Regions from separate parts of the Homo sapiens genome. Here region 2 is linked to region 1. Evidence: chromatin loops called from intact Hi-C (ENCODE). Cell type or tissue: A673. All regions are shown on one strand.

Region 1 (8,000 bases):
TATGTATGATATAAAGAAAGGACAGGGCCGTCTATAAAATACTACAGGCAGAACCTGTCATCATTCTTCTTTCTGCACCGCCACCCATCTTACACCCACAAAAAGAGAAAACATTCTGGCCCTAAACAGCTACCACTGTAAATTGCATATTTAATGAAGGCTATTCATAAATGTTCCCATGCCTTCTTTTAAAAGCAAGCTCCCAGGCCAGGTGCAGTGGCTTATGCCTGTAATCCCAGCACTCTGGGAAGCGGAGGCAGATGGATCACTTGAGCCTAGGAGTTCGAGACCAGCCTGGACAACATGGAGAAACCCTGTCCCTACAAAAAAAAATACAAAAATTAGCTGGGCGTGGTGGCACACACCTGTAGTCCCAGCTACTTGGGAGGCTGAAGCAGGAGAATCACTTGAACCCCAGAGGCAGAGGTTGCAGTGAGTGAGGATTGCTTGAGCCCAGAAGGTCAAGGCTGTAGTGAGCTATGTTCATACCACTGCACTCCACCCTGAGTGACAGAAGGATACTCTGTCCCCCCCAAAAAAAAGCAAGCAGGCTCCCATACATATTTACATTTTACATAAATGAAATGTTATGATGCCTAGATTTTGCTTCAAAATAATCTCATGCTGTTAGGAAGGGGGAGCAGGTAGAGATTACATCCCATTCATCATGGGTTGATAATTGTTATAGACAGATGATGAGGACATAAAGTTTCTTTGTATTACTTTTCAGCTTTCACATTTTTGAACATTTCCGCAGAGGTTGCAAAGCTAAACACACATTTATCAGGCCATCTTGCAGTTATTGGTGGCCATATGCAAAATGTATTGTCTGGGGGTGCAATACATAGGTTGAAAGGGGAACCATATGGCCAACATGCTAAGGAAGGCAGAGCTGAACAAATGCTAAAGCATGACTCCTCATGGCAGTTGATTTCCTACAGTACAAACAATGATTCTCAACACTACCTGCTATAAGACACATATGTTTACACTATTGTTCAGTTGGGTTTTCAATTATGTGCTACCAAATACATTCCTACCCTGTTCAGGAAGATAGTCAATGTCTCTCTAAGAGAACCCAAGAGGGATATGCGTGGTGGTAAATGTTTAACAACCAGCTCTCTGAAAGGCAAAAAGGAAAGACCTGATTTGTAGTATTTACCAACTTCCAAGGAGTAAACACTCCCACCATGACTAAGGTCAAGTTATCAACAGATGTCACCGAATGTAGGATTGGAAAGAAATGTGCACGATCATCTTGTACCAGTACAAACCAACTCTGGCACATCATTGAATATGTGCTATCTACACTTCTCAGGAACCCAGACTCAAGCAATTTGCTTAGAAATTGCCTATAACCCCATAGACAAACGGCGTTGGAAAAGGGGGTGGTGTGGCATAGAGAAGAGGGATAGGAAAGAGGAGGGAAATGGGAAAAGTGTAAGTTCTTTAGAGTCTGTAATTACTTACCAAACTGGAAAACATTAATTTTGACCCATAGCTTTCTTCAGGGATTAAGAACTTTAGAATTCTAAGATATTAACAATGTGGGAAGTGTTTTGCAGTATTTATTTATTCCGTTTTACTCCTAAATTTGGTCTCATAACCATCATGTAATCCTAGAATACAGGTGTACCCTTGTTTAACACTTAAGAATATACATGACATTTTTTGGCAGGGAGGGTATCCATCCCCTCAAGCATTTATTCTTTGTGTTACAAACAATCCAGTTATATTCTTAGTTTAGTGTTTTTTGTTTGTTTTTTGTTTTTGTTTTCATTTTTGGTTTTTTTTTCGGAGTCTCACTCTGTCGCCCAGGCTGGAGTGCAATGGCACAATCTTGGCTCACTGTGAAAATCCATCTCTACTAAAAATACAACACTACCACAATAGCCGGGCATGGTGGCATGCACCTGGGGTCCCAGTTATTTGGGAGGCTTAGGTGGGATTGCTTGAGCTCAGGAGATTGAGGCTGCAGTGAGCCATGATTACGCCACTGCACCCCAGCCTGGGCGACAGAGCAAGACCCTGTCTAAAAAAAAAAAAAAAAGAAGTGGCAATCTTTGAGGACTCGTCTCACTGCAACCCCAACCAGTCTGGGGTAGAGCAACAGACAAGGCAGGTTTCACTTAGTGGCTGTTGGATCAAGACCTAAAACCATGGCTAATGTGGTCGTTTCTATAATGAAAACAAACACAGTAGCTTGTTTTCTTTTTTTATGGAAGTCATGCCCCTAAAAATAACAACAAACCCCACAGAGACAGCATGTGAAAAATATTATCAATTTTCACATTTACTCCTTAGACTTGGTAGTTTTCAATTTTAAGAATAACAACTCAGATCCCTGGCACTTCAGTTGCACTTACGGATAATTGCTTGTAAAATGAAAAGGGCAAAAAGAAAATTAGAAGCTTCTAAAAGAGGAAACTGAAAATCCTTAAGAGAAGATAATCATTTTCAATAATGGTCATAATTATTGCTAAAGGATACTCTCTGCTTAGCAAACTTTTCATTTCCTACTTGTATTTCTCTCTGCTAATCTCCAACTTCTCCCTCAGAATTACTAATGTGCTCCCAAATGGAAAAAATATGGCCATTACAGCAAAAACCAAGTGGCTCATATGACTAAATTAAATATGTTTTATCCCTACCAGACTCAGGAGTGATTTTTTGGACTCAATCCTTGGTCTCTTTACCCCAGGGCCCTGGATGACACCAGCCAGAGGAGAGTGGAGTTTTAGTAAGGAAGTCTTCACCTTGACAGTGCAACTGCTATCATGCCAACACCTGGGGAGGCCCAGCCGGCTGAGAAAAGGAAAGTTTTCATGTGCTGTAAAGGAAGGTTAAGAGGAGTGAAAGAGATGTAAGAATGAATAAGAGGCAATTGAAGAATGTGATACTTTGAGGAAAGGCAGTCTTGGGGAGGAGACTGAATGGAGGGTGCTAATAAATGGAGAGGTTTTAGAGACTGAATGAAGTGACAGCAGACATAAAAGTGGGCTATGAGAGATGAGTGGACTCAATCCAAAGTAAAAGTAGTCTATTATGTAATGAACCAGGCTGCTGCATACGGAGGGGCTGAAGAACAATGGGCTTGCATGTTTCATCGAGTAGAGTAGAAAACTGTCTGCCTGAAAACTAGGCAGAGGCTTTATGGGAACTGGGGACAGTCCTATGAGTGTTTTGCAGCTACCCTAGGCCTTCTGGGTAGGCCCTGATCAAAGGGCACCAACCGTGCCCAAGGATATCCAGTATGCACCAGAGGACATACTGGTGGCCTAAGCTATCTCAGAAACTGCTCAGTACCATGATGCCCAGGGCCCTGTAGCAGCAGTAAAATCTCAGGTATGGAAAACAATTGTTACATCAGGTCAGCTTCTGTCTAGTACTTTCATTACCACCAGCGATTCTTTCCTAATGCAAATCAGTAGACCTTCTCTGCGTCAAAAAGACTGGAAGGAAAGCAGGGGTGGCATGTTAGTATAAAAAATTCTGACTGGGCACAGTGGCTCGCCCTGTAATCTCAGCACTTTGGGAGGCCAAGGCGGGTGGTCAGGAGTTTGAGGCCAGCCTGGCCATCTTGGTGAAACCCCTTCTCTACTAAAAATACAAAAATTAGCAGGGCATAGTAGCGTGTGCCTGTAATCCCAGGCTACTCGGGAGGCTGAGGCATGAGCGTCGCTAAACCTGGGAGGCAGATGTTGCACTGATCCTAGATTGTGCCACTGCACTCCAGCCTGGCCGACAGAGTAAGACTCAGTCTCAAAAAAAAAAAAAAAAAAAAAAAAATGTGTGTCTGTGTCTTTCTTCCCTCAAACCTAAGAGCCTTAAAGCCTGTGTTTGCAGATGAACTAGCCTAATCACCTTTTTGGAGCATCCATGACTGTGGAATGAATGCATACCTTGTTTTTAAATTTTTAGGTGAAGCAAGTATTCTGTGGGGTAGAAAAAGGTGGGATCAGGGGTTTTAGGCAAGATTATGAAGGGACCTTTCAAGTATTTGGGGACTATGTTGCTGAAAACATACAAGTATTAAGCCTTTCATGTTACAGATGGATCCAGGGTTGGGGAATATGCCTTTTGAGCTATTAACCAAGGGTCAAAAAAAAACTGAGGCTCAGAAATTTACTAGCTAAGCAAACAAGATTCCAATCTACATAGGCCAAGGTTTTGGTGATATTGAAGTGAAGAAGTTCTCCCAGTTATCAATGTATCATCTTTTAGTTCCAAATTCATCCATCAATAAGTGCTCTGTGATAATGGACAAAATTCTTTAAAACATTCCAAAATGAAAATGCTGAGCTTTACCAGTAGAGGGCGATGGAAGGACATTGCAGGAGAAAGGGGGCTCTGCTGTTTCATGCAGCTGGTACTGTGGAGTGGGTCAGCGGTGTGGATATGAGGAAGTCTGGGGAAGAAGTATGTGGACAGATGACTCAGAATGGACACAGACTGTGACAATATCAGGTAGACAAAATTATGCACCCTGGCAATGTCAGTCAGCTTCTTTCTCCAGCCATCTGAGTGCTTGCCGAACAGGCCTGTGGACAAAGTGGCAGTGGTGGCAGAGATGGAAGCTGGGCACAGGCAAAACAACATGAACCTCCCTTCATGAAGGCTGGCCTGGCTAAAGCTATCTTGAGGGCCTAACCTGCTGATGGCAGTGATGAACACTGAGCCCCAGATACGGCACCATTCCTAAGATGACCAACCAGCCACCTACTGCCAGACTGACGACACTGGACCTCTTCCACCATGGAGGCAAATATTTGTCCTCACTAAAATAGATACAGAGATCTGGGTATAAATATAGATATGGTTTGTCTTCCCTACTAGTAATGCTTCTCTTAGCACCACCATCCATAGACTCACAGAATGCCCAATCTTCCATCATGGCATTCCACACAGCCCTGAATCTTATCAGCAAAGGAATTCATCTCACAGCAAAAGAAGTGTGGCAAAGGTCTCATACCCATGGATGTAACTGGTGTTGTGACATACCTCATTACCCAGAAACAGCTGGTCCAACTGAAAGGTGGAATGGCTTACTGAAGACTCAGTTGCAGTGCCAATTAGAAGAAAAACATCCTGACTGGATGGGATTCAGCTCACAGGATGCAGTTTGTGCTTTAAATGTGAGACCACAGTGTGGTGTTATCTTCTCCATACCCATAATAAATGGGCTAAGAAATCAGGGAGTGGCAGTAGGGGTGGCTCCTCTCACGATTACACCTAATAACCCACTTCCTGAATTTTTGCTTTCCATTTCAGGAATTTTGAGCTCTGCTCATTTAGAGATACTGGTTCCCAAGGCGGGGATGCTTCCACCAGAGGCACAACAGTATTTCCACTGAATTGGAAGTTGAAAGTGCCATTTGGCCATTTTGGTCTCCTTGTGCTGCTGAAAATACTGGCATAAGGAGGGGTTAATCTACTAGTCATGGATCCTGATTACCAAAGAGAAATCAGGTTGCTGCTACACATTGGAGCCAAGGAAGACTACGGGTCAAAACAACAACAACAACGACAACAAACAAATCTGGACTTTGGTAAAGAGACGCTTTATTTGAAGGGACCGTTGAAATAGAAGGAATGGGACTACTGTGGTAGGGATAACCCTGTGACCATAATATCTGCAAGTATCTCAAAAGTCAGGTAGAAAGGGTTTTTCTTTTATAGGAAGAATTAAGGCAGGCTAGAAATAACCAGATACAAGGGCATGAAATGAGTATGTGGCATAATTGGACAATCAATCAAAGATGTCTTTCTTGGCCGGGCACAGTGGCTCACGCCTGTAATCCCAGCACTTTGGGAGGCCGAGGCAGGTGGATGATTTGAAGTCAGGAGTTTGAGACCAGCGTGGCCAACATGGTGAAACCCCATCTCTACTAAAAATACCAAAAACATAGCTGGGCAAGGTGGCATGCACCTGTAGTCCCAGCTACTCGGGAGGCTGAAGCAGGAGAATTGTTTAAACCCTGGAGGCAGAGGTTGCAGTGAGCCGAGATCGCACCACTGCACTCCAGCCTGGGTGATAGAGTGAGACTCTGTCTCAAAAAAAAAAAAAAAATCTTTCTTTTTGGTCAGCTGATTTTCCTGGAGGGATCATTAAGGAAAGGAGGGGCTGTTCTGCATTGTGATACTTGCTCAGGCTGACAGTGTGGGTCAAAGCTCAAGGGTCTGTGGAGAGGGGAGAAGCCAGACTAAAGTTTGCTCCAGTCAAGTTAGTTGGTATTTTGTCCAGATTGGTCAGTGGGGACAACCAGGTCAGTTCAATTTTGATACGGTTTCACTCTGTGTCCCCACCCAAATCTCATGTTGAAAATCCCCAGTGTTGGAGGTGGGGCCTGGTGAGAGGTGACTGGATTATGGAGGTGGTTTCTAATGGTTTAGCACCATCCGCTTAGTGCTGTCTTGTAATAGAGTTCTCATGAGGATCTGGTTGTTTAAAAAAGTGTGTGGCAACTTCCCCTTCGCTCTCTCTCTTCTGATCCACCATGTGAAGGTGTGCCTGCTTCCCCTTTTGCCTTCCACCGTAATTGCAAGTTTCCTAAGGCCTCCCCAGCCTTGTTACCTATACAGCCTGCAGAACTATGAGCCAATTAAACCTCTTTTCTTTATAAATTACCAAGTCTCCAGTAGTTCTTTATAGCAATGCGAGAACAGTCTAATACAAATTTATATGACGAAGAATGGGAATTTGGAGAGTCTGTGTCTGGCCTTGTCATCAGTAAGTAAACAAGGAGGTCATGCACAACTCATATGGAGAAGCATGATTCTTTGCAATAAGTCATTTCCTGGAGCACAAAAGGGTGAGAGAATTCGTCACTGTTTTCTAGTGTCACAGGGTCACTCAGGCCAAGTTCCACATTGTCATCTGGAACCCAGGGGAGTCTCTGGGGCACCTCTTAGTAATTCCATGCTATATTAGTTTTCTATTGCTGCTGTAACAAATTACCACAAAATTAGCAGCTTAAAACACAAATTTATTATCTTACAATTCTGGAGGTCCTAAGTCAGAAATAGCTCCTACTGGGCTAAATCAAAGTGCCAGAGTGGCTGTGTTCCTTCCAGAGGTGCTAAGAGGGAATCCATTTCCTTTCCTTTTCCAGCTTCTAGAGGCCACCCGTATTCCTTGGCTCATGGCCCCATCCTCCATATTTGAAGCCAGCAATGTCAAGCTGAGCCTTCCTATGATATCATCTTTCTGGTTCTTCCTCCTTCTTCTACTTTTAAGAACCTTTGTGATTACATTGGGCCCACCCAGATCATCCAGGATCACCTTTCTTTCTCTTTCTTTTCCTTCCTTCCTTCCTTTCTTCCTTCCTTCCTTTCCTTTCTTTCCTTTCTTTTATGGAGTTTCGCTCTTGTTGCCCAAGCTGGAGTGCAATGGTACGGTCTTGGCTCACTGCAACCTCCACCTCCTAGGTTCAAGCAATTCTCCTGCCTCCGCCTCCACAGAAGGGATAACCTTTCATTTTAAGATAAGGTGATAAGCAGCCTTAATTCCACCTGTAATTTCCCTTTGCCATGTAACATATCATATTCAGAGATTCTGGGGATTAGGATACGGTTATCTTTGAGGGGGCCATTATTCTGCCAACCACATTCAGGATATTATGTCTATTGGGGATTAGGATGGGTTTCCACTCATTCAAAGGAAGTATGTCATTTGGTAGGGACATAGCATTGTCTTTTGGGGAATACAAGAAAGTGTTTATCCTGATGTTTGGATGATGAGTAGGGATCTGGCAATAGGAGTTTGTTCCTGTATATTGGTCATGTCTGTAGTCACCTCTGCCACCCTGGGCAACACTGCCCATCTGCCAGCCTTTCTCCTGTTAAATGTTGTTCAGCAGGAATGACATCATTCATGCACTGACCAGCTTTTCAAGTACATGCTGTTGGCTGTTGTGGGGACAGATGATGAGTGGAATTCAGCATTGATATGAGAGTAATCAGTGTATATGATGAACACAATGTATAGTTCCCAAATCCTG
Region 2 (8,000 bases), 210 kb after region 1:
CAGGATAAGTCAGTTTTCAGGATAAGAGCACCATTTTCTTCATGAATTCGAGAAAGCTAAACCATTTTATCTTTTTCTCCAAGTAACTATCTAAAGAAACTGAAAAGGCGGAATGGCACATATGGCCAATCAAGACTCCTCCTCAGAAGAAGGCTTTTTATATGATTAAGCTACTTCTTTAATACTCCTACAGTGTCCTCCCCAAAGGATATGGATAAAGCCCTACAAAGTAATTCTGTCTGTCCCTTGAGACCTAAATATGCTACTTCATCAATAAGTGGGGGACTCAATTGTTCTCCCATCAGTGGCTCAGCCTGCACTGAGCAGTCCAGACTTCACTGGCCAGCCTCACATGTGACCAACATTATACTCACAGATGAAAGACACACCTCAACCTACCAATTGATGGTCAACAAGGAGAATCCTTCAGCTGAAAACTAGAACCACTGATTGGAGGGAGAAAAAATAGGGCTGGGGAAACAAGTCCTTCTACCCTGGTTAGAAAGAGAAGAGATAACTGGGTGCTCACACTCTTCTGGTGGGAAATAAGATGGTGGCTGTCATATTGAGACTGACAGGGAACTAGCAGGACCAGAAAGCAGCTAAGATTATGGTAAAACTAGACCTGCCTCTGGGACTACAAGTAAATTATAGCAGGATCAGGAAAATATCTGCTATGGAAGCCTGTTTTGAGTGTTGCATGTATTCTCTGTAAAGCATTTCCTTGGTGTTTTCTCCTTAATTTAAATTTAAAAATATATTTTTTAAGAAAATCAGGCCAGGCCGGTTGAGGTGGCTCACAGCTGTAATCCCGGCACTTTGGGAAGCTGAGGTGGGCAGATCACTTGAGGTCAGGAGTTCGAGACAAGCCTGGCCAACATGGCAAAGCCCCATCTCTACTAAAAAATACAAAAATTAGCTGGGCATGGTGGCAAACACCTGTAATCCCAGCTACTCAGAAGGCTGAGGCAGGAGAATTGCTTGAACACAGGAGGCGGAGGTTGCAGTGAGCTGAGATCCTGCCACTGCACTCCAGACTGGGAGACAGAGCGAGATTCCGTCTCAAAAAAAAAAAAAAAAAAGAAAAGAAAAGAAAAGAAAAGAAAAAGAAAATCAAGCCGGGCACAGTGACTCACACCTGTAATCCAAGCACTTTGGGAGGCTGAGGCAGGCAGGTCACTTAAGGTCAGGAGTTTGAGATAAGCCTGGTCAACATGGTAAAACCCCATCTCTATTCAAAAATACATGCACACACACAAATTAGCCAGGAGTGGTAGTGCGCATCTGTAATCCAAGCACTTCAGGAGGCTGAGGTGGGTAGATTACTTGAGGTCAGGAGTTCAAGACCAGCCTGGCCAACATTGTGAAAACCCTGTCTCTACTAAAAACACAAACAATAGCTTGGTGTGGTGGTGCATACCTGTAATCCCAGCTACTCAGGAGGCTGAGGTACAAGAATCACTTGAACCTGGGAGGCTAAGTTGCAGTGAGCCGAGATCGCGCCACTGCACTCCAGCCTGGGTGACAAGAGTGAGGCGGGAGAGATGGGAGAGGGAAGACAGGGAGAGGGGAAGAGGGGGAGGCGGGGAGAGGGGGAGAGGGGAAGAGGGGGGGGAGGGGGGGAAGGAGAGAGGGGCAGAGGGACAGCCAGTTTCAGCTGTCTCTGAAGGAATCCCCCTAAAATGTGCTCTGTTGGCCAGGTGTGGTGGCTCACACTTTGAGAGGCCCAGCACTTTGAGAGGCCGAGGCAGAAGGATCGCTTGAGCCTGGGCAACATAAATCTGTACAAAATAAAAAAAAAAAAGCTGGGAGTGATGGTGTGTCCCTGCAGTCCCAGCTACTCTGGAGGCTAGGCGGGAGGATTGCTGGAGCCCAGGAGGTCGAGGCTGCAGTGAGCTATGATTGTGCCACTGCACCCCTGCCTGAATGACAGAGCAAAACCCCATCTCAATAAAAAAGGTGGGGCTCTGTCCACACTAGGGCCAGACCATTAAAGAGGAAACACGCGGGGAATCCTAATGATCACAGTAGTAATGACTGAAGTGAGAGACGCTCAAGGGAAAGAACCCAAAGGGCCTGAGTCACCCCACTGGAGCAGCCCTCCTTTGCTTTCTGGCAGATCTGCTTTCCATTTGTTCTGCTTGCCTGCAACCCTGGAGAGCTCTGTGCTTTGTTTTAATAAAATCTCCCCACTCTCTTCCAGTGCCTTCCTGCCTTCTCTAACTACAAAGTTCTTTAAGAAGCCAAGGGAGGCGTTACCTTCTTGTATGCAGTCAGACTTCCACAGGTAAGCCAATCTCTCTCTCTCTCTCTCTCTCTGTGCAATCTCCATTTATGAACATGGGTATATTTCTTTTAAAGAAATATTCTTTGCCTTCAAATATTTTTTTCCTACTAATCAAATCATTTCAGCCTTGTCCCCAATTGAAGTTCTCTCTTCCTGCCCACCAACCCCCCTGAACATGTTCCCAGGCCTTGCCACCATGTAAACCCGTAATCTTTTATACCACTATCCATATTGGTTTATAAAACAGAGGTATGCAACACATTGGAAAGAAAAAATGGCACCTGTCAAATACCAAACCCTATGAAATGCCTGTGCAATTTCACTTTTCACCTAGTAAATATCCAATTATTTTCCAGAATAGCTCTTTCCAGAATTCAAATCTGTTTCCATTAATATTAAAAGTTTAGAGGTCTGGGAGAACAGGAAGTGGCTGATTAAAAGCAGGTGGGGTTCATTATCTGGTTAATCACAATCCAGTATTTCCCACCTCCATTTGCCTCTCCCCCTCCCCCAAAACCATGTTCTGCCTCAGCAAAGGTCACACTCAAATTCTGCAAATAAAAACTTATCCTATAACATTTCAAGAGTGGAGCTGGGTTTTGGAGGGCTTGAGACCAGAATCATTATAAAAGAAATTTATTTCATACCATTTTCGCCAGGAAAGCAAATATCTTCCAAAGCATTGACTATCATTCTATCGCACAGAAAGGATGCCGATTGTGCTTCTTAGAGTCAGGCTCTGCTTGAATGTTAGTAATAGAATATTTAGAGTTGGAAGTGTCTCCTGGAGATTCCCTGCCCATTTATTAGATGGGGAAACTGAGACTGAGAGAAGAGAAGGGATTTGCTGAAATTGTACCTCCAGTTAGTGGCGGAGCTCAGACAAGGACACGTCAGTCCTAGGCATTGCTGGTGTGTGGGAAAAACGCCAAAAGGGCCTGACTGGAATGAACTGCAGTCATTTCTCTGTCTACTACATCTCCATGGGCCACATGTTCATGGCTCAGCTTTTACTTGCTCCCCTGAGAATTGACTCAAAGGCAAAGCCAAAATGGATATTTTAATGCAAAGCACATTAGGAGGCCAGAAGGCAAAAGGAGGTACTGTCTGGGGCTGCTGGCTGCACTTGGCTGGGAAGGCTTTGCTCCAGACCTTAGGAGACTGTTCATTCGGATGTTCTAGGTGCCAGCGCCAAGGGGAAGGCAGGGCAAAGGCTGAACACTGGCTATGGCAGTGCCCACCCCTTCATGGAGTCCACATCTGACAAGCAGTGCAGGTGGAGCTATGTGACATGTCCCTTGGAGGTGAGGAGCAGCCCTCTCAGTGATCCAACGTTCCTCAGAAATTTTTAGGAGCTGAAAGCCTTCCAAAGTGGGGCAACTATGTTAAGGCTTGATGGGGGGAAAAAAAGGCACGTGTTTTGCAGCATGGTTTGGAAAAGTATTCAGACAGGACACAAGGGAACCGATCCCCCAAAAAACAGGGACCAGCCAGTGCCATCACTATACACAGGTGACCTTGGTAGTGTCTTCTCTACTCCCAAGACTACTCGAAACCATGTCTTAGATGTCTTGTATGTTGCTGGTGGGAGTTTCACAGCTTCTGTGGAAACCTGCCTGGTGGTTCCTCAAAAGGCTTAATATAGTGTTACCATATGACCCAGTAATTCCACTCCCAGATACACACATACTCAAGAGAATTGAAAGCAGAGACTTGAACAGATATTTGCATACTAATGTTCACTGCACTGTTACTCGCAATAGCCGAAAGGCAGAAACAACCCAACTGGCCATCAAGAGATGACTGGATAAACAAAAAGTCTATCTATCCATACAATGGAATGTTACCCATAAAAAGGAATGAAGTACTGATCCATGCTACAAGATGGATGAACCTTGGAAACATTTTGCTAAGTAAAAGAAGTCAGTCATGACCACGTGTGGTGGCTCACACCTGTAATTTCAACACTTTTGGACGCTGAGGTAGGTGGATTGCTTGAGCCCAGGGGCTCGACACCAGCCTGGGCAACATGGTGAAACCCCAACTCTACAAAAAATACCAAAAAAAAAAAAATTAGCTAGGTGTGGAGTAGCTGTAGTCCCAGCTACTCGGGAGGCTAAGGTGGGAGGATTGATTGAGCCTGGAACGTTGAGGCTGCAGTGAGCCATGATCTTTCCACTGCACTGCAGGCCTGGGCAATAGAGACCTTATCTCAAAATAATAATCATAATAGCCATCCTAATGGGTGTGAAGTGGTATCTCATTGTAATTAACTACCTGCCCTCTCTTAATGGGTCTTACGGTCTTGCTTTCACAGTGATTATCCTAGTGTCTATTTTTTCTTGGAACTCTGGACAGGTCTGCATATGGTTGGAAAGATGACCCTTTGTGAAACTGTGCTTGAAGAAAGCAACAGCTCCCTCTGCTGTCCCCAGCCACACTTTTGGTACAACTTTCTCATATTAATGAGTCAAGATCTCCCTACCTAGGTTCTAACCCAGTTTCTTCTCACCATACCATGACACTGCTATAGGCTCCACTGCTGTTCTATCTCACCAATTTGAAAAAGGAAAACCTACTCATCTTGCTTCCAGTCAGCAAATGATTCCTGCATAGATAGATGTGCATTGATTGCCGGCTAGGAGCCTTCAGCCATCCTGTCTTAGTTCGTTTTCTGCTCCTATAACAGACTGGGTAATTTATAAAGAAAAATAGATTTATTTGGCTTATGGTTCTGGAGCCTGAGAAGTCCAAAGCCATGGTGCCAGCATATGCTTGGCACCTAGTGAAGACCTTCCTGCTGTGTCCTAACATGGCAGAATGGCAAGCAAGCATTCAAGACAGAGGAACAGGGTTGAAATTATCCTTCTATCAAGAGTCTATTCCTATTATAACAGCATTAATCCATTGATGAGGGCACAGCCCTTATGGCCTAATCACCTCTTAAAGGCCCTACCTCTTTTTTTTTAAGATTGATGGTGTTTATTGTTCTGAAAATAGAATTCTGCCGTTTGCTTGGGGCTCTGGACACTGCAAAACTGAACAAATGGAAAACTCAAGAGTCTTGCTATGCATCAGTGGGGGTGCCATCCAAATCCAAGGCAAATAAACGGCATTCGGTACTCACTGTGCACAAAAGGAGAGCATTTTATTTTCATGGATGTGGATGAAGTACAATTTCTTCAGTAAACTCAGGAAAAACTGTTAAGGGGCAACAATGAACTCTGCATTTAAAGAAAAATAGAAAATGAAAACACAAAATCCTAAAAAGTAAATAAAGATTCTGTGTCAGCACACTGGTATCAAAACACACATCAACAGCACGTCTTAATCATACGGGAAACAATCCTTGCTTATCAGAGGTGCATATCTAAATTCTATAGCTTACCAATATCTTCTTGGGAGTAGGCAAAAAAGAAACAGAAAACCTCACATTAAAAAAAAAAAAAAAGTTTCTTTTCCCTAAATGTTTTCCTGAAGCTGAATCTTAAGGCGAGAGGACGTCAGTCATCCTCGTCATTCTCACTGAGGTCGTCATCGTTGTTGTCCTCCTCCTCTTCCTCCTCGACTGCTGGGGTCTCCACCCTGGAGCCACTGTACTGAGATCCACCGGAGCTTGTGGCCAGCATCCCAATCGCAATGTTGGTCAGGTCACTGGCAGAAAGCCACGTGCCATTAGACCTGGAACCTGCCGTCGTGAACACACCTCCAAAAGTTCCCTGAGCCATTTCTGTCACGTACGGCTCCAGAGCCTTTGGGACCAAATTTCTGGCCATTTTAAGGTCTTCGGCAGAGCAGCTCCCGGACTCTAGCCCAAAAGTCATGCCCATCCACATCAGCACTTCTGTGTCATCGTGGATTTCAAAGGAGCTGTTAAACTTAAACAGATATTCTGATTTGTCGTCGGAGATGCTGCAGTTGATGACGGTCTTCTTGCTACTGCTGATGATGATGAAGGGCACGTGGATGACTGAGTTGGGCAGCGGCCGCTGGCTGACCTGCTCCTCCACATACTGGTTTCTCAGCACCAGGTTCTTGAAAGCAATTTGCTGTAGAATAAGTTGTTGAAGTTCAGACTGTTTCTGCTTTATTCTTTCAAGTCTCTTCTGTCTTTCCACCCGTAAGTTCTGACAGTTCTGAGCCGAGTTGGTGGTCAGACCAATCCACTTGATCTTCTTTTTCTCCCTGGAGATGATATTCATGGCCATCAGCACGTTTAAGGCATCGTAGGTGCGCCGTTTTATGTTTTTCACGTCATAAGCTGACTCGTTTGGTGAGGCGTGGTTGCTGGCAGCTCTGAACTTGGCGACCAGCTCGCCCACCACTTCCTGGCAGGAAGTGGTCCCTTTCCTCTGCACCGTCTCCCAGACCTTCATGGAAAGACGGCACAGGCCCATGCCATTCTTCTCTCCTTTCCTGTTGTGCTGCCCGGCCCAAGGAGGTGAGGAGTAGGAATGCTGGTTCTGAGAGGCAAAGTGAGTGCTGGGTGGGTTTGGGCTTCCTACCACAGGGATGTTTGATGCTGCTGGTCTCTGAGGCATACCAATTACCACTTGCTGGTCAATGTTGACACTGGACTGTCCAAAGGTTTTCGGCAAGAGCTGCTTCCCGAGCGGGTTCACGGTGGAGGTGTGAACGGCCACGGGGCGGCTGGTCTGGTTCTCGTCCATTAAGACCTTGAGTTCTTCGTTAGCTTCAGTGAGACTGACATATTTTGCCATGTTAACAGATTTGGGAAATAAATGCTATAAATGTTCACCTTTCCAGAGAAGAAAAACAATTCTTCCAGGCCGAGTGTAGGGCTGCCGTGAGGTGCGTGGCGTAACGTGCGTGGCGTAACGTGCGTGGCGTAACGTGCGTGGCGTAACGTGCGTGGCGTAACGTGCGTGGCGTAACGTGCGTGGCGTAACGTGCGTGGCATAATGTGTGTGGCGTGTGGTACGTGGTGTGTGGTACGTGGCGTGTGGTACGTGGTGTGCAGTACGTGGCGTGTGGTACCTGGCGTAACATGCGCCACGTGAGGTGCGCAGCAGCAGGGGGGCGGTCCGTGCAGTGCGCCTGCGTGCCTTTTCACGCCTTCAGCCTTTCCTCCTCTGGCCCTACCTCTTAATACTGTTACAATGGTAATTAAGTTTCCAACACATGAACTTTTGGAGGACACATTTAAACCATAGCACATCCTAAAGGGACTGATGAAAATCAGACGTGTAGGCCTCTGCAGGCCCGTCTATCATTTCTTCTCAGCCATTGTCTCACAAGAAGCTGGATCTGGGCTCTTGCAAGGATTATTTCTTCACCTGCTGGTCAAGAAGCTTATTGTGGAAGAATCCAGTTTTTGTCTCTCTACCCAAACAGCTACACTAAGCCTTCCTGAGTAGATAGAGATGGGAAAAAGGAGTTAACAATATACAGTATCATTTATTTGTTGGGCTGTGGTACAATCAATAGACTAAGTCCACAGCCTACACCTCACTTTGGAAGCTACACACATTGCCAATGAGAAAGAAATCTAAAGAGAGAACAAGACAAAGCCCAGCAGAAGCAGAGGCCTGTGGCAGTCTCTTTCTCCCACCGTTGGTCTCAACTCTGCCTTACTCACCAAAAGTCCTAATAACCATGCCACACAGGCTCTGTGTCTTCAGGCCTGCTTCTCTAGTCCACACCAACTTCCTCTAGCACCTCGACTCTGGAAATAATGCATGTGATTGCACAC

The links. Hi-C counts contacts between places; a loop is a spot of excess contacts. Peaks named below come from ENCODE experiments on the same cell type or tissue, not always from the same donor. Only the 100,000 strongest peaks of a DNase experiment are listed, where the experiment ranks them.
Region 2: a loop joins it to region 1, with 2.9 times the contacts of the local background. A loop is called at or near these places in 3 of 110 quality-filtered maps.

What each region holds. Positions count from the first base shown.
Region 1 is chrX:133,000,909-133,008,908 of GRCh38, forward strand. No RefSeq gene overlaps it. Among named protein-coding and RNA genes, the nearest start is that of HS6ST2, 46 kb to the left of the region's middle. In A673, a CTCF peak has its summit at 4,305 (motif pointing right); no DNase peak of the experiment used is centred here.
Region 2 is chrX:133,211,252-133,219,251 of GRCh38, forward strand. TFDP3 (transcription factor Dp family member 3) reads right to left here and starts at 7,103. Exons shown (of 1, transcript NM_016521.3): 1 at 5,411-7,103. The coding sequence starts at 7,008. The coding sequence ends at 5,791. In A673, a CTCF peak has its summit at 4,715 (motif pointing left); DNase peaks (open chromatin) are centred at 3,300, 4,700 and 6,620.